Linked DNA regions of Mus musculus: all the other regions are linked to region 1. Evidence: chromatin loops called from intact Hi-C (ENCODE). Cell type or tissue: left cerebral cortex. All regions are shown on one strand.

What was found. Peaks named below come from ENCODE experiments on the same cell type or tissue, not always from the same donor. Only the 100,000 strongest peaks of a DNase experiment are listed, where the experiment ranks them.
Region 2: a loop joins it to region 1, with 4 times the contacts of the local background. A loop is called at or near these places in 12 of 42 quality-filtered maps.
Region 3: a loop joins it to region 1, with 6 times the contacts of the local background. A loop is called at or near these places in 15 of 42 quality-filtered maps.

What each region holds. Positions count from the first base shown.
Region 1 is chr15:12,735,316-12,743,315 of GRCm38, reverse strand. Pdzd2 (PDZ domain containing 2) reads left to right here and starts at 3,424. Exons shown (of 26, transcript NM_001081064.2): 1 at 3,424-3,699. In left cerebral cortex, a CTCF peak has its summit at 3,145; DNase peaks (open chromatin) are centred at 1,849, 3,267, 3,924 and 4,850; H3K4me3 peaks cover 3,086 bases; H3K27ac peaks cover 1,273 bases.
Region 2 is chr15:12,791,508-12,799,507 of GRCm38, reverse strand. It overlaps Gm41274 (a long non-coding RNA gene), which reads right to left and starts at 984. Exons shown (of 3, transcript XR_875048.2): 1 at 847-984. In left cerebral cortex, a CTCF peak has its summit at 3,918 (motif pointing right); DNase peaks (open chromatin) are centred at 1,261, 3,237, 3,922 and 5,501; H3K27ac peaks cover 2,107 bases.
Region 3 is chr15:12,581,368-12,589,367 of GRCm38, reverse strand. All of the region lies in intron 3 of Pdzd2 (PDZ domain containing 2), which reads left to right. Among named protein-coding and RNA genes, the nearest start is that of Gm41273, 66 kb to the left of the region's middle. In left cerebral cortex, a CTCF peak has its summit at 3,039 (motif pointing left); DNase peaks (open chromatin) are centred at 580, 2,101 and 3,024.

The sequences.
Region 1 (8,000 bases):
GAACCCACAAGCAGTTGATTAAAGCTCCTTTTCCTCCCTGGAAATGAGCTTGGACGAGCAGAGGAGGAGGAGCAATGGAAAGTATTGAAGCATCCGGTGTCTCTTGCGGAAATAGGTGGAGAAGCAAACTGGCGGGTGGATTCTGCTTCCTAAGAAAGCTTGGAGACGGACCGAATGTCAGTGCAGTCTGAGGACTGCTCCTAAAGGACATGCCATTAGCCTGTCACCAATACGTGATGGCTGAGACAATAGGTTTCTTTCTCTGTTCATCATTATTACCTGCTGTCTTAGAGTCGCTATTGCTGTGACAGAACACCATGACCAAAGCAACTTGGGGAGGACAGGGTTTATTTGGCTTTATCATCGAAGGAAGTCAGGACAGGAACTCAAACATGGCAGGAACCTGGAGGCAGGAGTTGATGCAGAGGCCATGGAGGGATGTTGCTTACTGGCTTGCTTCCCTTGGCTTACTCAACCTGTTTCTTATAGAACTCAGGACCAGGAACTCAGGGATGGCACCACCTAAAGTGAACTAGGCCCTCCCCCATTAATCTGATCTTATGGAGGCATTTTCTCAACTGGAGCTCCCTTCTTTCAGATAACTCTAACTTGTGTCAAGTTGACGTGAAACTAGCCAGCACACCAGAGTCTTTAGTTTTTCTGCACCCTACTTCCTCTTTCACACCACGCACATTTTGAACAATAAATTAAAGTGGCAACCTAGATAGACATACTAATCTGTGACTCAATATTTGACAAGAGGGCAGAGAGGATTTACATTTTGATCTTCAAACACCGGCACTGAAATGACTTCACTTGCCAGTTTTCAAATTGACAAGACTGCAAGGGCAAAACAAAATCTCCATGCATTTGATTGGACCTCATATGAGTTGAACTACTGTTGACGGAGGAACAAGAACTCTTGAAAACGTTCCTGAAAGATAGCAGATGAAAACTGATTGGAACCAGAAGCATTTTAATCAGGTCAGCAGGGCAGTGCCTGGATGAGGCAGATAACAAAAGCACCCAACTGTATATATTATGTGTAGCATGACTCACACATATATTTAATAATTCGCCCACCTTTATGCATGTGCCTCTCTCCTCTCTCTCTCTCTCTCTCTCTCTCTCTCTCTCTCTCTCTCTCTCTCTCTGTGTGTGTGTGTGTGTGTGTGTGTGTGTGTGTATGTGACATTGCAAACCTGTGGAGGCCAGTAGACAACCTGAAGTGTTAGTTTCCACCTTCCACCTTGTCTACAAGCTCTCTTTGTTGTTACTGTTTACTGTTCCTACACTAGGAAGGGGTCCAAGCTTCTTAGGATTCCCCTAGACCGTGCTTCTAATCTCACTGAAGGCACGCTTGGATTAATAATGCACTACCACGCCTGGCTTTAGTTGGGGTCCGGAGATTCAAACCCAGATCCTTACGATTGCATGGCAAGTGAGTCGTCTCCCCAACACACTAGTAGTAGCTCGCTTTGCTTTTGTTCGTGTTTTAGAGAGGCTGGCTATTTGACTGGACACCATGATGCACTGAACTTTAGAAACATCCTAAGATCTGTTTTTTGCTTCCACGTACTCCCAGCTCCTCAACTTAGCACACCTGGGAAGGGCTCTGTTGTCATGAATGAAGTGCTACTTTTGTAGCAGATGAGGAGGAAGAGGGCACCTGATGCTTGTGTTGTGAGGGATCTCAGTAGAGCCTGGAAAGGGAGAGTGTCCTTCTGACAAAAGAAACACTCTTCTTGTTGGAGCACAGAGCGGGCTGGAAGGACTGGAACCGGCTGAGTGAGAGGGAGCAATGAGAACCTTTGGAGTGGTGACCATTTGCATATTCAGTTGCGAGCTGGATGCATAGCAGCGCTGTGCCAGGTGGGGAGTACAGAGGCTTAAAAGACACAGGTGGCCTCTTCATGGCTCCTGAGATTGGGAGGGGGTGGTGGCAGCTGAGCCTGGGATCGCTGAACAAACAGATAGCACTGCATAATTGTGGGAGGATTTTTAGTGGCATCCTAATAACACCTTTCTAGGCAATGGTGCCTATTTCATTGAACACCTCCTAAGCGCTACACAGAACAATCCACTGCTCCGTTCTGCATGGTAAGGGTTTTCTCTATAGACAGGAGGAGAAGCTTTCAGGCGGTGAAGACTGCCGTTTATAATACCCAGGCCTGGATTTGTATAGACATTGATCTCTGTGGATTGGGAATTATAAACGCCAAGGAAAAGCTGAATCCAAGAACCCCAACACTTGCTGAAAATACTATCTAGAAACGCCTTGGGTCTACTCTGGTCTCTGGTGCTGAGGGACACTCCATGAGGGCTGCAGGTGACGTAGCTGCTCTTCCAAGAGAGCAGCTCTTAATGCTTTGCTGGGCAAATCTAGAGCCTAGCCATGCTCCAACGTATCCTCACCTCCCTCAAAGCAAAAGATTTCCAATTACTGTTCTGCAGAAAATGTCAAAAGCATTATTCACCAACTCATGATCCCGAGGTTTGTAATTTTTCCTATGTTTTTACCCTTATCTGCCAGCACTTGAAAAAGACCAGCTTTTTCCTCTCAAGAGAGCTTAATTTGCAGAGCCGTGCGGTCTCCCTATTATGTTCTTATCGTCCTCTCCCTGTGGTAGGCAGAATGACAAGGATGACAAAAAAAAAAAAAAAAAAAAAAAGGGAACCAAAAATATTTGAAGACTTCCTGAAAATCTGTGGGATGAAGCATCCAAAAAGCTAGAGGCTCCCGTTTTCCCAGTGACCTGGAATAAAACGAAGGGCAGTTGGCCTTAGCTCTTGAGGTTCACTCAGAAGGAGGTTCACAACGTCCAAATCCTCCATCCTGGGGCCCATGGAATTTCCTCTAGCGGCTTAATTGAAGGATTAACAGCTCTGAGGTTCTTAAGACGCAAAGAGGTTCTCTCTCCCGAGGAATGCTCATACCAAGACTATATTAAGTATCCTAAGGACCAGAGGCCAGTGGATGGATGGTTGGCTTTTCTCCGGTCTCCCTGGGCCTCCCCACCCAATCTCTGATAAGGCAATTGACATTTTTCTCCGCTATGTGCTATGTTAAGTGCTATGCAAAAGGAAATTAAACCTCCTAGCTCTAGTTCTTCCACCTAGATGGCGCCCCAAGCCCTGCCTACATGGCGTTTCTGAGCCGCAGTCTCCCTGGATCGGTTCCTCCCAGGATCCCCAGGAAGCCGGCGCACTAGGACTGCTGTTTCCCTGGGAGAGCGGTCCTCCCCGCTCAGGGGCTTGCTCGGGGGAATCCCCGCCCACCTTGTCATTCCTGCAGGGGAATCCCCGCCCCCTGGGCCTGTCACTCCGGGAAGGTAGTTCCCGCCCCTCGGATCCAGCAGAGGGAAGGAATCCCCGCCCATTCTGGAGGCTCGGAGCATCCCTGCGCTGCGCAGCGAGAAGCTCACTCCCAGCGCCAGTGCGTACTAGCGGCGGGCAGTGGGACGCGGCGGGGCGGCTGCGGCGGGCGCCCTCCAAGCGCCCCACCGATCGCAAGACGCTCGGGATCGCGCCTCCGGCGGCAACCAGCAAACCCCTGCGGCGCGGCTTCTCCCGGCAGGCGCGGCAACAGCACCGGTGGTGGTGGTGGCAGGGGCGGCGGTAGCTGCGCCGGCACCGCCGGGCGGCGCCTGAGTCTGGACGCTCCAGGAGCGGCTCGAGCCTCCGCCGATCCGCGAACAGGTGAAGAGACCTGGCGCCGCAGCCGCGACGGGGGTGGGGCTTCGGGTGGGCTAGCGGGGTAGCTGAGCTCGATAACCCCAAGACGGTGTGCGCTGGAGAAAGTTCAGTGACAATCGGGTGTGGGGATCCCAGTTCAAGCAAAGAGGCGAGTGAGGGCACCCAAGTGGGTCCCCGCGTTAGGTGGCGCAAACTCCTCTTCCTTCTAGTGGGAGGTAAGAGGGGCACAGTGGAGGAGAGAGGTTGGGCGGAGCGAGATGGAGACAGCGGGATAACCGGAGGCGCCTTGCCTGGGACGCCTAAATCGGGCCAAGAATCCTTATCCCAGTGTGTTGGTTTGTCTCTCTACCTTAGCCAGTTACTGTTTTAAGGACCATCCTCCCGCGCTTCATCTCTCGCTAACCCCCCTGCCCACTAAGTGGCGCGAGAAAGAGTCCGCATGAAGAGCAAGGGCATCTTTGGGGGTTTAATGTCATCTGCCAGGGAGATAAGGGATGTTCCAGTAGGAAAGTATTTCTTCCTGAAGTCCCCCCCCCCAAAAAAAAAACCACCTGCCCGCCTTTCCCAATGAAGCACAAGACTGAATTGTGGTGGGGGGAGCATCTAGGACCCTGGACAGAAGTTTACCAGCGGCCCTTCAGCAGCCCTGCTCTCTGCATAGCTCTTGATAAGGGACCCTGGAGTCACACCAGGTCTGGCATGTGCTGGTGGCAAACACTGGAAAGTCGGACACTGGGGCATTCCAGAGTCCAGGCATATACTGGAGATTTGGGCATTGTGGAGGCCTGAGCTGGGGCTTGCCTCTTCCATGGGTTTTGCTTGACAAGTCACAATGAAGCTCCTGAAGGTTAAGTGGTTGTGGAGTGACCAAAGAAAGTGAGTTTCTCTTGCAGACACACCCCTGAATCTTCACAGCACTTCTCTTGGGGGGGGGGGGGGGGAGGAACCTCCCACATTCATCTCTGCTCCAGGCTTGGGCGATAGGGTCTCGACTGTTTCTACTGGGTCAGCTTTTTCTGGCCCGTGCCTTCTGGGTGGGAGCCAGGTAGGTACACGCTGGCAGGTGTGGTGTGGGAGGACTGCTTGTGAGGGCGGAATAAAATCTCTCAGAGCACACCCCTGGCTGTGGGTGGTTGTTCTAGCTCCATGAATTTCTTCTTCTATTTGGATGAGCCAGGAACTGCTGCTACTATAAAAGCTACACCGTGGTGTGAGCTTGTGTGGTGTGTTACCGGGTAGGAGTAGCAGGGCTGGTAGGTGTTGGGAAAAAAATCAGAACCATGTGAGGTATATAAATGCATCCCCTTGGCATAGTTAATAACCGCCTAGAAAAAGAAAAAGGATATTGAATGGCGCTTTACATCTATCATTGAAATTGATTTTGGATGCACTTACGGCAGTTTACTATTTAAGGAAACGTATGATAATTCCTCTATTCATTTCAATCATTTGGAGCACCTGTGGTTTGCTGGGTCTAGGGCTTCCAAGGGAAGTGCACAGAGTAAAGAGACTCTGTCCCTGCTGGCAAGCGTTTCAGTGTAGCAGGAGAGATGTCTCTTTATAGCGATGATACAAGCTAGAGCCCTCTGGCTTTAGAGTAAATTCTCTATGCTTAGTGGGTGAAGGAATGAAGGTATGATTAAATTGCTAAATTTAAGTAAGTTCCAAATAAAACATCTTAGGGGTATGGAGGAGAACAAAGCCCCCTTTTCACTGTGGGGATTGTGGAGCTTTGCGGGGGTCCACCTAGAGGAGGAAGTGTATGCAGAAAGGTTGATCCTGTCTTTGGATTCTTTCATGGCACCAGAGACTGAGCTTTGACCCACATGAATCTGGTTTTCCAGACAGTTGGGAAATAGTTGGGATTTTTGAACAAGGGTCTATCACAATCAGGTATTTGCTTCCGGGAAATTCTTGTGGAAAGAACTGAGACAGGGAGAGGAGAGACGTCGAGTCTAATGAGGAGATTCTTGCAGCGCGATGGTCGAGGAGGCAGTGAAGGTCTAAGCTAGTGGATGGCAGCTTGTGAGGAAGACAGAAAAGAGTCATCAACTGTGGGGCAGGGGTGGGATTCAGAGAGCAGAGACAAAGCCCACCTGCAGGCTCTGAGCACAAGTAGTTGAGCCAAGTTAGGGAGTTTGGGGTTTTAACATCTGACAAAGCAGCAATCTGGAGAAGTCCTTTCAGACTCTCTCTCTCTCTCTCTCTCTCTCTCTCTCTCTGTGTGTGTGTGTACATGTTGGTGAGTGTGAGTGAGTATGTGACGTGCCTCAGGTGTAGCAGTGAGAGGAGCATTCTGTGGAGTCAGTTTTCTCCTTTCATCACAGGTTCCAGGGGCTAAACTCAGGTGGACGGGCTTGCATAGCGAGAACCCTTACCAACTGAGCCACTGAGCCCAGCCTTCCTTTTCTCACTACTACTTGTAAAACTTGTCAAGGCTCTGGGGATGTATGGGGTAAGCTTCAAACTGCTGAGATTTCTCTCTTGCCACATTATTCAGCACACATACACGAGAGAGAGAGAGAGAGAGAGAGAGAGAGAGAGAGAGAGAGAGAGGCACACATAGAGAGATACACATAGACACACAAAGAACATACACACAGAGAGAGATACAGAGAGGGTCACATACACACACAAAGACACATACGCACACAAATGAAAGACATGCACAGAGACAGAGATAAAGAGAAACACACACACATAGACACACAAAGAACATACCGCACAGAAAGACACACACACACACAAAAGACACGCATACACACAAAGACACACACACAATGACACACACACACACATGAGTCAAGGAACAGTCTTTCCTTAGCTGCTATGGTATCTGCCTTTCAAAGCTGTTTTCCCTGAGTCCTGAAATATCCTTTCTTCTTTGATGATCCTGACAAACCTCTTCTTCATCAAGATCCATCTAGAGGGCCTCCTTTGTGACTCTGCCACCATCCCCTGGAAGACCCTCATAGTGTCATGATGCTTCCTTCTCTGACTGCTCTCTGCAGAGTCTGCTCATCAGGCTGCCCTGGATGTACCTCCAGGACCTCCCACAATAGACCTGGAACAGTGGCCTCAGGCTAGACAATAAAAGAATCCAGAAGAACTGCCCCAGGCTGAATGCACTCTGGGGTCTCTAAACCCTGAGTAGGAGCTCCAAGTGGGCCAGCAAAGGAATAACATAGATGCTCCTTTGACCTAGAGATCACATGAGCCTGGGTGAGTCATACCTTGGTGGAGGGGGCATCCCCATCTAAAGGTGGCCCAGGTCTGGGTACACCAATCATAAGGGAAAAATTTATCTCAAAGAAGAGGAGTCCACGAAAGATCACAGCCAAACCCAAGAGGAGGCTGAGTCTCTTAGAGCCTTTTTTTTCTGGCGTTAGCAGGGTCCACAGAGTGCCCAGTAGGACGCTGAGCACAGCTTGTTCCTGATGTAGGAAAAGCCTATGTCTGGGAAGCTGGAGCCCAAAGAAATGAAAAGGAAAGGCCACCAACAGAGACCAAGATAGCAGTCTAAAGCAGCGGTTCTCAACCCGTGAGTTGCAAACCCTGTGGGGGCTAAACAACCTTTCTACAAGGGTTGCCTAGGACCATCAGACAACACAGACATCTACAGTAAATTCATTAATAGTAGCAAAATTACAGTTCTGAAGTAACAACAAAAATAATTTTATAGTTGGAGGAGGGGGGGGTCACCACAACATGAGAAACTGTATTAAAGAGTTGTAGAGTTAGGAAGATTGAGAGCCACTGATCTACAGGATGGCCTCTGAGCCAGCTTGCAAAAGAAGAGCATGGTTGGAAGATAGTGAAAACGGGCCCAGCAAGTGCCAGTTGCTCTGAGGTGTGCTTGGAGCAGGAAGTGGTACTCAAGGAAGGTCTATGAAGGAATGGGTCCTTGTTTCCCCTCCCTAGGCATGTTTGGAAAGCAATAGGAAAATGGGAGAGAATGGAAAACCCCAAAAAAGGGGTGTTTGGGAAGGACAAGGCTGGAGACAATCAAGAACAAGGAAAGAAAATGGCTACCATCTGCACTGGAGAGAGAAGGCTGCTGTGCCCCAGCCAGGGGACTAGTGGAATCCATTGTCTGTGATGCAGGAGAGGTCTGCTGAGAGCTGCAGTGACACCTGGTTAGGCTTGGAAGGGAGGGACTGTGTGCTACCCCTGCTAGCCCTGGGGGGGTGAGCCTGGTTCTCTCTGAGGTAGCTAAGGAGGAAGTTGCCTGAATTGGAGGGGGCTTGGCTGGAATTTCAGCAATGCAGAGACCTCCACGTCATTGGAATTTTGGAGTAGCTCCT
Region 2 (8,000 bases), 56 kb before region 1:
CTAAAGCCAGAACCACATGAACACACAGGTACTTTGACTACCTGCTGTGGATGGATCCCTTTCAGAATGGTAACCTTTAGTCTATTAGTACTATTGTGTGTTACAAGTATATGATTTGCCTTTTGATTTTACAGGGTGGGGGATTACAGTTAGTCCTTAAGTCTCAAAAGAAACTTTTAAACTATACTGAGACTATGAGAGACTACAGGAACTTCTGAAGTTGAACCAAATGCCTTTTACATTATGATATGGTCATGAGCCTATGGTGGCCAGGGAGTAGAATGTGGTGGTGTGAATGAGAATGGCCCCCACAGGCATATATATTTGAATACTGGCCCCCAGTTGGTAGAACTGTTTGGGGAGGATTGGGAGGTGTGGCCTTGGAGGATGTCACTGGGATCAGATACATACACACACACCTACATACTCACACAGACAACCTCTAGCTTACACATATACACAAATATACACTCACACAGATAACCTATAGCTTACACACACACTCAAACACACACATGTCCACATGCATACAACACACACACATACCATATACACATATACATGTTATTTTTTAGAGTAATAACCACAACACAATAACACCAGAACTCAAGGTATAATCTAATAACCGCTCCTCATTCAAATGCGTTCTCAGGAGCTTCTGTTAGAGGCATTTCAGTGCCACGGTTCAGCAGACAGCAGTGGGTGCAGTTTGACCCGCTGGCAGTCCTGGCTGCATCATCTGGAGTCACTTTCAGGACATTTCACGACTCAGACGAAGTTAGGTTTCCTGACTTAGACCATGGGACAACACACCTCAGGGCAAGTCAACACAAAGCATTAACAAACCTGCAGTTTAGTTATCACCTGTCTCTCCCTCCCTTTTGGTCTCATACAGTACAAGCTGTCCTTGAACTCCTGTCTCTGTCTCCTGAGGACTTGCATTGTGACTACACAGCACCATCACACTCAGCTCTGACAGAAGGTTTTCAGAGCCAAGTCCTGTGATCCTAAGTCTCATTTAGGAGGAGACAGGGTGACACAGGCCATCGTGAACCACACATAGGATCTGGCCAGGCTGAGCTACACAATAAGACCTTGACTTAAAAGAACAGGAAGGAAAGAAGAGAGGGAGGAAGAAGGAAAGAGAAGATTTGGGTTTAAGCAGAGGCATTAAGAAAGCAGAAGAGAACAACACAAGGAAAGGACAGTAGAACACACCCTACTGTGGGCTTTGGTTCCTCGAGGGAACATAGCATTCTTAAGAATAGCTATATATACAGTTTTTGGTGACTATCCAAGTTACATGATTCAAAGCCTTTAAAAGATTAAGTAAGAACATCCTGTTATAGTTATTTCTATCTAAGGAACTCGTCTTTAATGAGCCGCGAGCTCATGGTGGCTCTTAGGTATTATTCTGTTCGGGATAACAGCCTGCTCTGATAAAGCCTGTCACAAAAGGTGCCGACAAGGTAAAACCAACCACTGTATTTGTGATGTTCTGGAAAGGCAGAGAAACACTAAGGAAAACCCAAGGCCTTCATCTTGTTGGTTTTCCTTGGATGTTTTATTAGCACACGCTGTCGACATTCAGAGAAAAAAGGATGCTGTGTTTTATAAATGCTAACCAAGGAGGACCCTGTTTATCATCCACAATACGAAGGGCACTGAGAAACAAGCCATTAGAATCTAGGGGATGCGGACAGGAAATGTGACTATGTGATAAGGCAATGCTTGTCTGGAACGCAGGACACCGTGGTTTTTGGTTTTTTGTTTTTCCAGACAGGGTTTCTCTGTGTAGCCCTGGCTGTCCTGGAACTCACTCTGTAGACCAGGCTGGCCTCAAACTCTGAAATCCACCTGCCACTGCCTCCCAAGTGCTGGGATTAAAGGCGTGTGCCACCACTGCCCAGCTTGACATCCTGGTTTTGATCACCAGCACCAATAAGCAAATAAATGTCTAGTGGATGTCATGTGGCCACACTGCCCTGGCTGGCCAATGCGGGCCTTCTCCTGGCACCAGTGAAGAATCAAGAATCAACACAGATTTGTTTCATTCCCCTCTTTCTGTAACCCCGTTAACTTTTTAAAAAGTTCTTATGAGTTTAATTCCTACCAATGTGTAAATAAAACCATGTCCCTGGTAAACAAGACTCTCTATTTAACTTGAGAGATGGAGGCAGGAGAATCAGGAGTTCAAGGCCATGCACCTCAGCTACAGAAGACCGGATCTCAAAAAAAAAAGACAACAAAAATCATACATGTTTTCTATGTTATAAAGCAGTATTTGGTCTCATATGCCCACTTCGTTGTTTTTTGTTTTTGTTTTGGTTTTGGTTTTGGTTTGGGTTGTTTTGTTTGTTATTTTTTGTTTTTGGGTTTTTGTTGTTGTTGTTGTTGGTTTGGTTTGGTTTGGTTTTTATACATAATGTTTCTCTGTGTAGCCCGGGCTGTCCTGGGACTCACTCTGTAGACCAGGCTGACCTCATACTCAGAGATCCACCTGCCTCTGCCTCCTGAGAGCTGGGATTACAAGTGTGCGCTCCACTGCCTGGCCAGCACTACTTTTATATTCAGTGAGTTTTCTAGTTAAGATCAATAGTGTGTATTTGGGGGGACTTGGGGGAATTCTAAACACTTAGTAAACACTTTTAGACATGGTGACAGAGATCTTTCTTTTTCTCTTCATTAGTTCCACGTCACAAACAAGGGCACAGAAAGTCAGACTTACTGGCTACCATCTGACTGAATATAAGTAGCATGTGTATTCCCAGAAAAAAATTAATAGATTCTTCGGAAGGCAAAATAATGCTGTTTGCCCCAAAGAGGATATGTTAGTTTATCAAACCTATAAACGGGCTGTGCTATACGGCTGGGGAGGACTGAGGTTGCAGGTAGAGAGCTGAGACAGGAGCATACGGCTGGGGATGCGATACGGCTGGGGAGGACTGAGGTTGCAGGTAGAGAGCTGAGACAGGAGCATATCCTGGTGATGGGCCCAGGGTAATCAGAAGATCCTTGTAAGGGGACGGGGACACAGTGTCAGAACGCTGCACCCCGAGGATGATCCCACTCCCCACGACGGCCCTGCAAACTGTGAAGGGACCACCAGGCAACACAGGCGCAAACTTCAAACCTCGCAAACTTCCGCCAGGCTCTGAGAAGGAATGTGGGTCCTGCTGATACTTTAATTTTAGCCCGCTGAGGTCTATTTCAAATGCATGATTCAAATGCAGGATTATGAAACCGCCTGGGTTGTCTTTAAACTACCAAGCCTGTGATAATTTATGGCAGCAGTGTGGGGACTCAGCAAATGCCTCCGCCAAGCGGTGCTGAGCACTTTGAACTAAGGGAAATTGGAAGGCCTAAGAAGAATTAAGGTCCCTTGTTGTTTCCTTCCCTGACAGTGCAGGGAGAAGCTTTGCTCTGCAGTTCCCTTATCTCCCGATCCGCAGGTCCAACAACAACAAAAAAGCCACACAGTTACCTTCAATCCTCTTACTGAAATTTCATTAACCAAAGAAGATTAAATTCATCAGAGGAAGAGACTGGGGAAAAAAAATCAAATACCACATGTAGAGCCCAGTGACCTTTGACCCAAGCCTTTGACTGTGTGTTTTGTAGGCCATTCAATTCTCCTTTTTAAAAATGTGCTACCCCCTCTACAGCATCCCTCAATTCTCCTCTCCCCTATAAAGCCAGCTACATTGATGTGTGAATCTTACTAAGGTGGTGGCTTCCTGCAAAGCCCTGGTGAGTGTAAGTACACACACCTTTTTCTTTCATCTGTTGATAATTTTTCAGCCAATGGAAAGACTAGGACCCTAGAGAAGTAAGAGAGATTCCTTCCTTCTGTCCTTTAACGGCAATAGTAAATTAACTTAGTACCTTTGCAAATGGCACTACTTCACTGTGTAATTGAGGAGTTTGGACACAAGGTGGCAGTAGACTACCGGATTAAGTAAAGACACAATTTCCTGTTGCTATGGAGGCCAGGTATGTGTGTGTGTGTGTGTGTGTGTGTGTGTGTGTGTGTGTGTGTGTGTGTGTGTGTGTGTGTGTGTGTGTTTGTGTGTGTGTGTGTGTGTGTGTGTGTGTGTGTGTGTGTGTGATGAGTAAAAGAGGTTCCTAGTAAAAATTTGACTCTTCTCTAATTTACCCTTCAGATCTTTCCAGTGCTGTTGGAACTAACAGCAGTCTTGATGAATTTTCCTTTTTTTGGAAATAGTCTGCTGGGCTGATGAATTGAACCTAGGGTTTTGCCAAGATAGGGCTCTACCACTAAGCCACATCCCCAATACTTACTTTTTTGAGGCAGGATCTCTATGTAACCCTCTTGGCTATTGATCTCTGGGACTCTATAACCCAGGATTGTATTCCTTCAGCCTCAGCATCCCTAATAGCCAGAGTTTACAGACCGGAACACCAGCTCCATCTTGAACTCACTATGAAGCTCCAGCTGCCTCCAACTTGAGATTCTCCAGTCGCTGGGACTATAGGCTTGCACCACCACATATCACTCACACTTTAAAACTGATTTTTTTTTTTTTTTGGCAATATTGTTTTATATCCAAATGATGAATTGCGAGTGAACGAAATCACAAGAATATGTGTCACAACTGTAGAACGTTCTGTTTCTAGCGCCTTGAATGCTGATGGCAGCCCATAGCAGATGCCCAATAAATAATTGAATAAAAGAACATCTTGTGCCCGATTTGCATGTATAAAGTGTTGGTTAGGCCTCTTTTCATGCTAACCTGGATAATCTGCAACGTGAAGTGAAATCCCTTTTCCGGGACTTTCAAACGTAGCACTCACTATTCAGGGAGTACTTGTTCGTTGAAGTGGGCTTGCAATGCATTCTTGGTACTAGACACAAAAAAACGAGCCCTTTCTTGCTCTTCAGAGCCTGCTGTGCCCTCTATCTAGGTGTATCCAGTTTTAATGCAACATCCCACAAGCTTTCTGTGCCTCTCTCTCATGTGGGAGTTATTTGTAGGGATCTTGTGGTCAGTGCAGCAGTGGGCCAGAAGTCAAACGCCTGAGGACATAAAGGGCCCTGCATTGTTCAGTGTCCCCTGTGCATACTTTGGGTGCACTGTGCTAACTGCTTCCTCAGGATGAGAGGGACAGGGACCTCTGAGGCCCTCTCCTGCCTCCTGACAAGCCCTCCACGTCAGAGGAGAAAGCAGCGGTAGCAGTGGTAAGACCTCTTTCCTCTATTTTTCATAGCTAAACTGGAACTCCCTATAATAAAAGAAAGATGAACAGGAGAGAAGCAGGCATGTTTATTAACTTAAATCCCTTATACCTCCCGTATATGTGGAAGAAAAAAAGTCTTTAGAGTAGATCTTTTTTTTTTTTTTAGAAAAAGCATTTAACCGTCAGGCCTAAATACTATCAGACTTTGAAACAAAGACTAGAATAAAGGATGACCCAGTTAAGACGGCACGGCCTGGAAAAGCGTCCTAGAACAGATGTACGTTGTTATGTGAATTTAGGTCCTTCTTTTCTTCACTGTGAGGGGGTCAAGCCCAGGCCTTGCATGGGGGGGGGGGTGAGCCCTCCCTCAGGCACACACACACCCAACCCCGCTGCCCCCCCACTCCTTTCTTCCAGGTGCAGAAAAGACACTTTACAAGGGAAACCTCTTTGAGAAACATAACTTTCTCTTACAGATGAGTCGGTCTCCATGTTACTGAGGGCAAACCCAAGTTCACCTTCTAGCTTCTCTGCCTTTCAGTGACTTAAAGGTCCCTAAGCCTGGAGCTGAGCGGGGCAGCCCATGGCTAGTTCCCCACTCGCTTCATTATGGGTGACGTTTCTGGCCTGTGGCTGAAGCCAACAGGTACCCAGGTTGGTTTCCAGGGACCTGAGCACTGTTGTTACTGAGAGCCTCGACTCCATTTGGGCCTGCAGATTCTGAAGGGTTACCAGAACAAGATAAGGCTTAGCATCTGTCTTCATATGGTGTCCATCGCCTTCACTGCCTCTGTCATTTATGAGGCTCTCTTTAGTTCTGCATATGGAGGTGGATTATTTGGTAAGTGTTTTGTTCAGAACTCTAACGCATAATCAGCAGACTTGCCTTGCCTCTCCCTCATGGGGTTTCCTTAAAGGCTTAAGAAACCTATCAGGCTCTATCGGCCACCTATCACATGACTATAGAATATCCTGAGACTCCAGATACCCTAAAAACTCCCATTCTTTCCTCTTCTCCCTTTTTGTTTTGTTTTATAGTTACTTGTGTATGGCGATACAAGATAATCACTTCCCATCGATTGTGGCGGTGCATGACTGAGATCCCAACACTTGGGAGGGGGAGACAGGAAGATTAGAAAGGAGTTCAAGGCCATCCATGTTCAACTACATCTCAAGTTCAAGGCTAGCCTGGGACACTGGACAAGGCTAGCCTGGGACACTGGAGTCGCTGCCCCAAGAAACTGAAAAAGAAAATTTAATTTCCTGTAGAGAAGGTGTGCGTTATCCTTTTATGTATTTGCAAGAGTCAGGCAATAATGGCAACAATGGAAACACTTCTGGAAAGAGGGGAAGGAAGAAGGATTAAGATAGCAGATATGCTGATCTTAGTGCTCTCAGCCAGGCCGTCTCTGACGTTCTCTAACTAAGCGACTTTCTTCCAGAAGGGATGCTCTGCCATGAGCTCCCTCCTTGTCATGTCACTAGCTGAAGAACCGTCTCACAGGAAAGAGGACTTACATTCTATGATATGTATACTCTGGTTTTTATGTTGTGTTGTGTTGTGTTGTGTTGTTGCTATTGTTGTTGTGTTTGAGATGAGGTCTTATGGAGTCCATGCTGGTCTCAGATTTGTGCTATCGTCAAGACTAGTCTTGAATTTGAGTTCTGCTTCAGCTTCCCCATCGCTGGGGTTACAGGTGTGTATCCCCTGCTTACCGAGGGGGAGACCAAGGTGCCTGCCTTAAAGAGTGGCAAATCACTCTCTTTTGAAGGAAAAAAATTACAAATTGCCTGCAAATCCCTTCCTTATCTTTTAAAAAGTAAAAACACATTGCTTTTGGATCTCATCCTAGTTTGCTATTCCAGGGGTTTGCAGACAGAAACCAGGTGGCCGCCTGTCTGCGAGATGGATACATGTGCCTCATGATTTACCACGATTGCACCTGCACCGGGATTTCTCCGGAAGTCCCAGACCCCTGTTCTTCTCTGGTACCGTCTCCTCCGAGAAACACTTCCATTTTTTTCCTGCAGTGCAAAGCAGGATTTAAGCTCCAACCACCTGGCCTTTGGGGCTTCTTCCTATTTTGTGTGACTCCAATGTGCAAGCACATAAACACGTGTGCATGCCTGTCTAGACCCACAGGCTCAACTCTCAAAGCTTTGGAGGACAGAATACAAGTTCTTGTCATTCTACAGCGGGGAGGGACTCTCTTTGCATTGGTCTCATACGTCAGATGTGAAAATAACTATTGCTGATTTCTTAATACTCAAATATGCATGCTTACGTATGTTAACCCAGAAAAAAGAAAGAAAGAAAGAAAAAGAAACGAGATTAGTTTTTTTTTTTTTTTTTTTGTAGAATTTCTGTCTGCAAACCCTTGGAATAAAAACTAGGATGAGATCCAAAAGCAATGTGTTTTGACTTTTTAAAAGATAAGGAAGGGATTTGAAGGCAACTTGTAATTTTTTTCCTTCCAAAGAGAGTGATTTGCCACTGTTTAATTTGATAAAATTCTTTATGCTTCAAACACAGACTCGGCTTTAAATATTAACACACTTCAAAAAGTGGGATGAAACCATCGAGCTTTCATGAATTAATTATCACAGTTTGAAAACTCGAATTTTACAAAGTATATCACAAAGTGAAGGCTGGCTTTTCCAAATCTTCTCTGCTTTCTGGTATTAACTCATGGTTAAATAAAATTTTATTTACATTAATGTGTGTGGCAATGTAAACTTGGAAGGTTCCTGTTTCTTGGTATTATACAATTCCAACTGTACATTTTTTTTCTTTGCATTCA
Region 3 (8,000 bases), 150 kb after region 1:
ATTCAAAATTGTTTTATGTGATATTATAGGTTGAGTTGTATCCCCTTCTCCAAACTCATATGTTGAAATCCTAACTTCCATTGCTTCAGAATACAAGCTTGTTCAGAAGTAAAACCATTGCACATGTAGTTAAGATGAGGTCATACTGAAGTCTGGGTGGATAATGCAGTGTGATTGTTGTCCTTATCAAAAGCTAATTTGGACTCCAACACAGAGGGAAAATGACATGTCAAGACAAGTTATGCTGTCACATGCCAAAGAACTACCAGGAGAGAGGACTGAAGCAGCTTTGTCCACAGCACCAGGGAAACCTGGCTCTGCTAACCTCTTGATCTTATACCCCTAGTCTCTAGAGCTGTGAGATTATAAGTTTCTGTTTCCTGAGCCATTCAGTTTGTGGTAGTTTATTACAACACCCTTAGAGAGCTAACACAAGCAGTACGTTGACTTTCACCATCTTCTGTGAAACTCTGATAACTTTAAAGAACTGTGTGTGTGGGTTTAGGAGGATGCTTCAATGGTTGCCTGTGTGGAGTGTGGGAGGAACAGGTGCAAAATGTAGATGATGAGGTCATGGTTGCTTATTTCAGAATTACACGCACAGCCATGAGTGGGTTTGACAGCCCTCTTGTATAGAACCACACATCCGTAGAACCCAGGTCTGTAGGAGCCTCCTCCACAGCTAGTGCTCTTATGGTCCACAGTGTGCTTCAGGTGCCCCAAGAAGTTTCTGAGGGATGACAGCTTCTTCCTTCTGTGAACTTCAGAGAACATTCTGGAAGAATGAAGACTATCAGTCACATGTGATGTCACATTCCCCGCCCCTTAAAGACAAAGCTGGTAATTACATGGCAGAAGCCTCTGTTTATAAAATTCTTGGCTACCATTCTGGAAAAGATGGGATTTTTCAAAATGTTCCGAAATGTTACTTCTGTTTGGTGCAGGAAGAAATGGGGAAGGTTTTTAGATTAGTTCCTACAAGGAATATTCTGTAACCCTAGTCACCCCCTCCACTAGCTCTCTATAAGTAAACCAGATCTGTTCCCTGGAGACAGATTATTCCAAATTGGTAACAAAATGTGGAATTAATTAAGATGGAGCCCATATACCCCGACAAGAACAAATGGACTTTTCTGAAACGTAAAGAGGCCCACGTTTCGTTTTTAAAATGTTTTTGTTTTCAGAATGTGGGCTTTGGAAATTTTTATAGGTTAATAAATGTGAACATAGCACAGTCCAGAGGACACAGGCCTTCTAAGGAGTCAGGGCGACTTCCAGAAGCCTTGTGACTGTTCCCTTGGCATGGGAGGCTGACTCTGTTTTCCTAATAAGAGCTGCTTGGTGGGTGAGAGAAGATGATTTATCGACACGGTGACTATGTAGCTGGCACAAGGAAGATACCCAGTCCAGAGGATCTTTTAGCATCTCGCCCATCCAGCCTTGGGCAACCTGAACCCACAGCACAAGTCACAACAGAGAATAGGCCTTTGAGTTGGAACGAAAGAACCTCAAACCCTGCCAGCTCCTCAGACACAAGAGATGATAGTGACAGGACAGTGGTCCCCTTTATCCATGGACAGTCCCTTACCCTGTACTGATGGGCTATATTTATGGCAAAATTTAGTATGTATTAAATATAGCGAAAGGTTAGCCACCATAAGTAATATTTAAATAGGACGATCATAACAGATTACTGTAAGTTATGTGGATGTGCTTTCTCTCTCAAAATATCTCGCTGTCCTGAAGGTTTTTGACCTTTTTGACCACAAGTAATTGAAACCTTGGATTAGCAGTGAGCTATTTTACTGTGTAGCTTCAATGGTCTGGGTGCTGGCCACTTAAGTCAAAGACACATACAGGCATAGGGTCTTAAGTGCTCCAGCCACGATAGTGCCAATGTGTTCCTGGAGTATGAGGAGTCTGTACGATCCCAGAAGAAAATCTCACTGGGCAGATATAGGCCAGACATACTCAAGGTGACTGGCCAAATGGCACAGAGACACGCCATGCAATAAAGAGTAGCTGAGTATCAGCCCTAGCCAGCAGCAGCCTTCAATCCCCTCTGCCTCCAAATCATGTGTAAAAATAAATTTAGGGTTGGTACAATCTTAGACTGGTTACCCATGGCAACCTTGAGTTCTGTCTGGATTAAAGCAGATTTAGGCAGAGTGTCAAGAGGGTATGAGAAGGTGTTACTTGGAGAAATGACTGCAGGTGGTGATGTAGTAGGAGACAGAGAGAAAGGAAGATTCTCCAATTATAGCTTTATAATATGGTCCCTGGGGCCGCTTAGCACAGGGTCTTGTCTCCCTGCATGTGTGCCCAGAGGCACCTAGTACTCCATGCAAGACTATATATATAGTCTATAGGTGGTGACCTAGAGATATTAACGAAAGGTTAAATTTTACTCAGCATGCTCTCTAAGAAGATTTCCATTGCAGAAAGTTAAAAGGAAAACAAATTTCAGCATTTACAATTCAATTATCTGGAAAATTGGCCACGTGGAACAGCCCATTCCCCTAAGGATGTAGGCTGAAAGAAACAGCCCATGACCCACATGGTACCCAGCTCCATTCTTTTCAGCCTGCTGCCTTCTCGTGCAAGTTCTTTTCATGGCTTGGTTTCTGGAATCTCTTCCAGCTCATTCAAGTCCTACTTTCTGGTATCACGGAAGAAACTAAGACTCGGGGGAGTTCTTTCCTGAGGTCATCTATCTTCCCAGAGATCAAGTTTATGCCTTTGACTCAGAGTCAATAACTTTTTTTTTTCAAACCCATAAATAATAACAAATGGCATTGGATAGTTTTCTATATCCTGTAGTTTGTGATCAAAACAAATAGAAAGTTAAGTTTCTCTACATTTCATACAAAAGCAGGGGTCACACCCTAAAAACCTCCCGTCTCATAGGTGTAGCTTGTAGCAACTTGGTGACAAGAGTCATTGCTGCTGTTGGAAAGAAGCACGGAGCTTGCTTTCCCTAGATTTCTAAGTGCCACCAGGCCAAGGCAGTGGAGAATCTGAGAGCCGTCGTCTGCCATCTTGTGGTTGAAATCAAGCACTGTGAGAGAGTGTGCTGGAGCTGTCTGTCCCCCAGCTGGGTGTGCTTCACAGCTGTGCTCTTCAGGCTGAGGTCTCTGCTGAGTCGCCCCTCCTGAACCATACTGAGTCACCAAAATGTGCTGTTTCCCCAACTTTCATTCCTGCCCTTCCCCCCAGTTCCCACAGAAGACGAGACAGTGATTGCATGACCCACCCTGCTGGGCTCTTCAAGATGAATAAAGGAGTCCCCAGAGTCTTTAACGCCAGCTTCTAGTTTCTCTGTCCTGAAACTCACTCTGTAGACCAGGCTAGCCACAGACTCAGCCTGTCTCTGCTCTTGAATGCTGGGATTAAAGGTGTGCCACTACTGCCTAGACCAGAAATTTCTTTTAAGGTAAATCAGGTAACCAAGTCTCTAGCGTTATAGTGACTAATCGAGTGAGTTCTTAGAAAAAGCTGGCCGTGTCTGTAAACACTTATCAACAGGCATTTATTGAGTGACATTTCAGGGTCCACTGTTTTTGGCTTTTGAGACAGGCCCATGCTGATCACAAACTCACTATATAGCAGCAGAGGCTGACCTCTAACTTCAGACACTCTTGCTTCTGCCTCCTGAGTGCTGGAGTCACAGGCATGTACTGCCAGGCCTGCTCGATGTGATGCTGGGGCCTGAACCCAGGCTTTCATGCCTGCTTCATCCCCAGCCCTGGGTCCACTTGCTTTTGGGACGGAAGAGATGATATGAGATGGGAGACTTTCTCTGATACAGTGCTCTATCCTGTGATATGACACTTCGTCCAGACGCCCGTGATGCACTGCTCAATGCAGACACCCGTGATATGGCCCTCCATCCTGATGCCAGTAACACAACATTTCATCCAGCCATCCATGACACAGCGCTCTATCCAGACATCCATGACGCAGCGCTCCATCCAGACGCCTGTGACGCAGCGCACCATGCAGATGCCTGTGACGCAGCCCACCATGCAGACGCCTGTGACGCAGCGCACCATGCAGATGTGCTTCCTTTCCTTCCAACCACCTGCTTCGCTGATACCTGACTTGGAACTGAATGCCGGTGCGGCCATACACTCCCACCCAGGAAGAGGAAACCCCCAATGCCTCACTTCAGATACCCACTTCTAAACTGTTAGAAGTACTTCTAGGAATTGCTGTCACTAGGAAGCATAAGGAGGGAGGCATCTGGCGTGATTAAAGTACTACTGTCTGACTTCATACCCTCCCCCGTGGGCATTTCTGAGTCTTTTGCAGGAAGGCTGACTTCTGCTTCACCTTTCTTACTTGAGTATTGAACGCGTTTGAGCATTTCTGTTCTCTCATGTTTGGGTACTAAATGTCCCCAAGTGATTTTCAATTTTTCTTTCACAAGAGGGTCTTTGAAATCCAAGCTTTGGTGCCTGGATTACCTCTTACCCTCTCTTAGAGACTTCTGAAGGGAGGCAAGACACCTCACAGCCTGGCTTTCACAGAAATAGAAAGCCAAGGCTCTATCTTTCCTTGTTCACTTTGTGTAGCTTTGAGAAGGGCCAGTATTGTAAGGACCCATGTGTATACAATTTAAACTACAACCAGTCAGGCATGGTGGCACACACCTTTAATCCCAGAATTTGGGAGGCAGAAGTAGGTGAATCCCTGATTTTGAGAACAGCCTGGTCTACAGAGTGAGTTCCAGGACAGCTGATAGCCTCAAAAACAATTTGAGGCTGTATCCCAGTGGTAGCTCACTTTCCTGGCATTCATCAAGACCCCAGATCCAACTCCCTACCACTGTAAAAACAAATAAAATAAAACAAAACATATGTTATATAGTTACATGGATTTTGAATGTGATCTTCCTCCAAAGATTTTGACTATGCGAGTTTGACTTATGTTACTTAAATATTTAAAAAAACAAACAAACAAAAACCATGACTACTGGTGACTTTTTGGGTGGCCCTAATACTGTTGAAAATAATGGAGTGTGGGGAAGTGGGGTTCTCCAAGACTCAGATGAATAGTCAAGGCCTGCCGTGATGGCCTAATCCTCCATCTCCCCTAACAGGGGGATCGTGGTCTTTCCTTTGCATCATCTCCAGAACTTAAACTTTTTTCTCCCCCCCCCATCCCCCTTTGAGGAGGGGAAGGAGATGAAGGAGGCTGAGCTCTTTCCACGGCTTGGGTAACCGTTCAGTCAGCCCTTCCTTGAGCTGGGTATGAGGTTAGACAGGATGAAAGGAATCGATATTTATTAGAAAAGCCTTGGCCTTTGCCAACACAGGTGTCTACTCACAAAAGCTCTGAAAGGACAGCTGTGAGGGAGCAGATGGGAAAGAGATATCCCTAAAGACTCAACCCATATAAAACCAATCTCTGTCAAACCTGAGGGCGAGTCACGGCAGTCCAGATATGCACTCCTGAAAAGTCCTGCCTGATGCTTGAAGAATGATCAGAGATGGACCAGCCCAAGACAGACAAGATACCTTGAAGGAATAAACACACAAACAAGCAAACACTTAGTGTCTTTGGCGACCCTGTCCTTGTGAGCTCCCTTGAATGAATTCAAAGGTTAAAAAAGAGGATAGAGTTTACTGTAGGGCAAAGCTCATTCTCAAGGGATAATGTGGCTCTCCTGAGATACATTTCAAACAGGCTTTATATTATTAAATAACTTATTTATGTTTGAGAAAGGGTCTGGCTATGTAGTCCCTGCTGGTCTAGAACTCACGATTTAGGCAAGACTAGCCTTGAACTCACAGAGATCCACTTGCTGTTTTCCTCCCAAATGTTGGGATTGAAAGCAAACACCACCACAACTAGCCATTATTATTATTGTTCTTATTAATTTAATTTTATCATTCATACCAGATATTTTAAGCATATTCTCTCCCTACCCCATCTCCTCCTAGACTGTCACCAGCAGCTTTTCTGAGGGACTTTGTGCTGCTCAGGTTGCGACAGGCCTGTTTAGATTGTCTCTCGCAGAGGAAACAATAGCGTGGCATTATTCTTTATCAAAGGCCTCCTGCTTTATGATAGTTGTGTAAGGCTCAGGACTCCAGGAGCCCCAATAGATAGTTATCCATTAATGACCTCCTGGGCATGCAGGTCAGAATGTCCCTCCTCCTTCCAGGACCACAAAGAGGACTCTGCTCTCAATTCTTCTCAGGTCATTCAAGGCCTGCTGTTCTAGTCCTTTGTTTTACAAGCTGTGGACTCTCAGGGAGGGGTCCAGCCCCAATATCCTCCAAGACTTCTAGTATCTAACTATCTGTCTAACAGAGAGGTTCACCTGTGCATCAATCAAATTAATATGTGGAGGATGCATTATTTATTTATTTATTTTTTAAAAAGACAGACTTCACTATGTTACTCTGTCTAGCCTGAAACAATCTACAGACATAAACCTGAACTGGCAGAAATCCACCTGCCTCTGCTTCCAAGTGCTAGGATTAAAGGCATGCATCACATTGCCCTACAAGGATTTATTTTTAATTTGTATTTATGTATCTGTATGTATATGTGCTGTGTGTGTGCAGGTACCAGAAAGGCCAGAAGAGGGTGTTGCCCATGGAGCTGGAGTTGCAAGTGGTTGTAAGCTGCCTGGCATGGAGTCCTTGGCACCAAACTTGGGTTCTCTGGAAGTGTGGCAACTACTCTTAACCACTGAACCATCTCCCAGGGGAGCTTTATTTTTTATTTTTTTCACTGAGAGTCTTGTTTATTTATTTTAGAATAGCTGTTCTCAACCTGTGAGTCAAAACCCCCTTGGGAGTGGCATATCAGATATTCTGCATGTCAGATATTTACATCATGATTCACAACAATAGGAAAATAACAGTTATGAAGTAGCAATGATGTTATTTTATGGTAGGGGCTCACCACAACATGAGGAGCTGTACTAAATGGTAGCAGCATCAGGAAAATTGAGGAGCACTGTTTTAGGACAGCATATTGGCAATATTACTAACTCATTCCTAGAATACCCAGTCCTTCCCTAGGTCAGGGCTTTTTATTCATTTCAGCAGCAGCATTGAGACAGGATTTAAAGACCAGAACAACCTTGACCCCGCTACCCTGATTCCGCTTAGTTAATGCTTTTCTGCTGGCCTGATCTGTCTTCTTCTGCAGTGTATGCATCTCCAACTTCCTTTCTCAACACCGTTTGCATCAGAAAGATCTTCATGCTCACATTGAGCTATTGAGACAGAAATAGACGTACGTCAAGGGAGAAGCCTCCTGGATCCAAACCCTATTCTCTCGTCGCTATGACCAGCCAGAGTCCCGCTCTTACCGTCCTTGGGCTGTCTTTCCAAGAATTCTTGAAGAGGGTAGAGAGATGGCTCCAGAGCTAAGAGCTCTGGCTGTTCTTCCAGAAGACCTATGTTCGATTCCCAGCATCCCCAAGGTAGCTCACAACTGTATGTAACTCTGGTTCCAGGGGATCTGATGCCCTCACACTCTCTCCCTTAAAAACCTGCCTGAGAGCAGCTGGAAAGATGACTCTAGTTGAGAGCACATGTCACTCTTCCAGAATTCAGTCCCCAGCGCCCATGTCAGATGACACACAAGCTTAGACTCCCAGCCTTCAGAGATTTCACACTTAATACTGGCGCCTGTGGGCTCCTGCACTAACACACACACACACACACCATTCTAGAGATGATTCCAATCAGACCATGCCCTTTGTTTTCCCCTCTTTAGTAACTATAACTGCGCTGAGGTTTTCTTAGTTCATTGACTTAAGCAGTCATTAGTTGCTAGGTGTTTTGTTGTTGTTGCTGTTGTTGTTGTTGTTGAATCTTTGCTATCTCAGCAAGTTCACAATCCATCTGCATTCACATGTCACTCACTGTGTACATACATGTAAGTGTATGTGCATGCGCACATCTGTAACTTGGGAGTTGGGTTTAGGAAGAGCCTGTGCTTGTGGCTAGATTATGTAGCAAGGCTGTGCCTCAAAA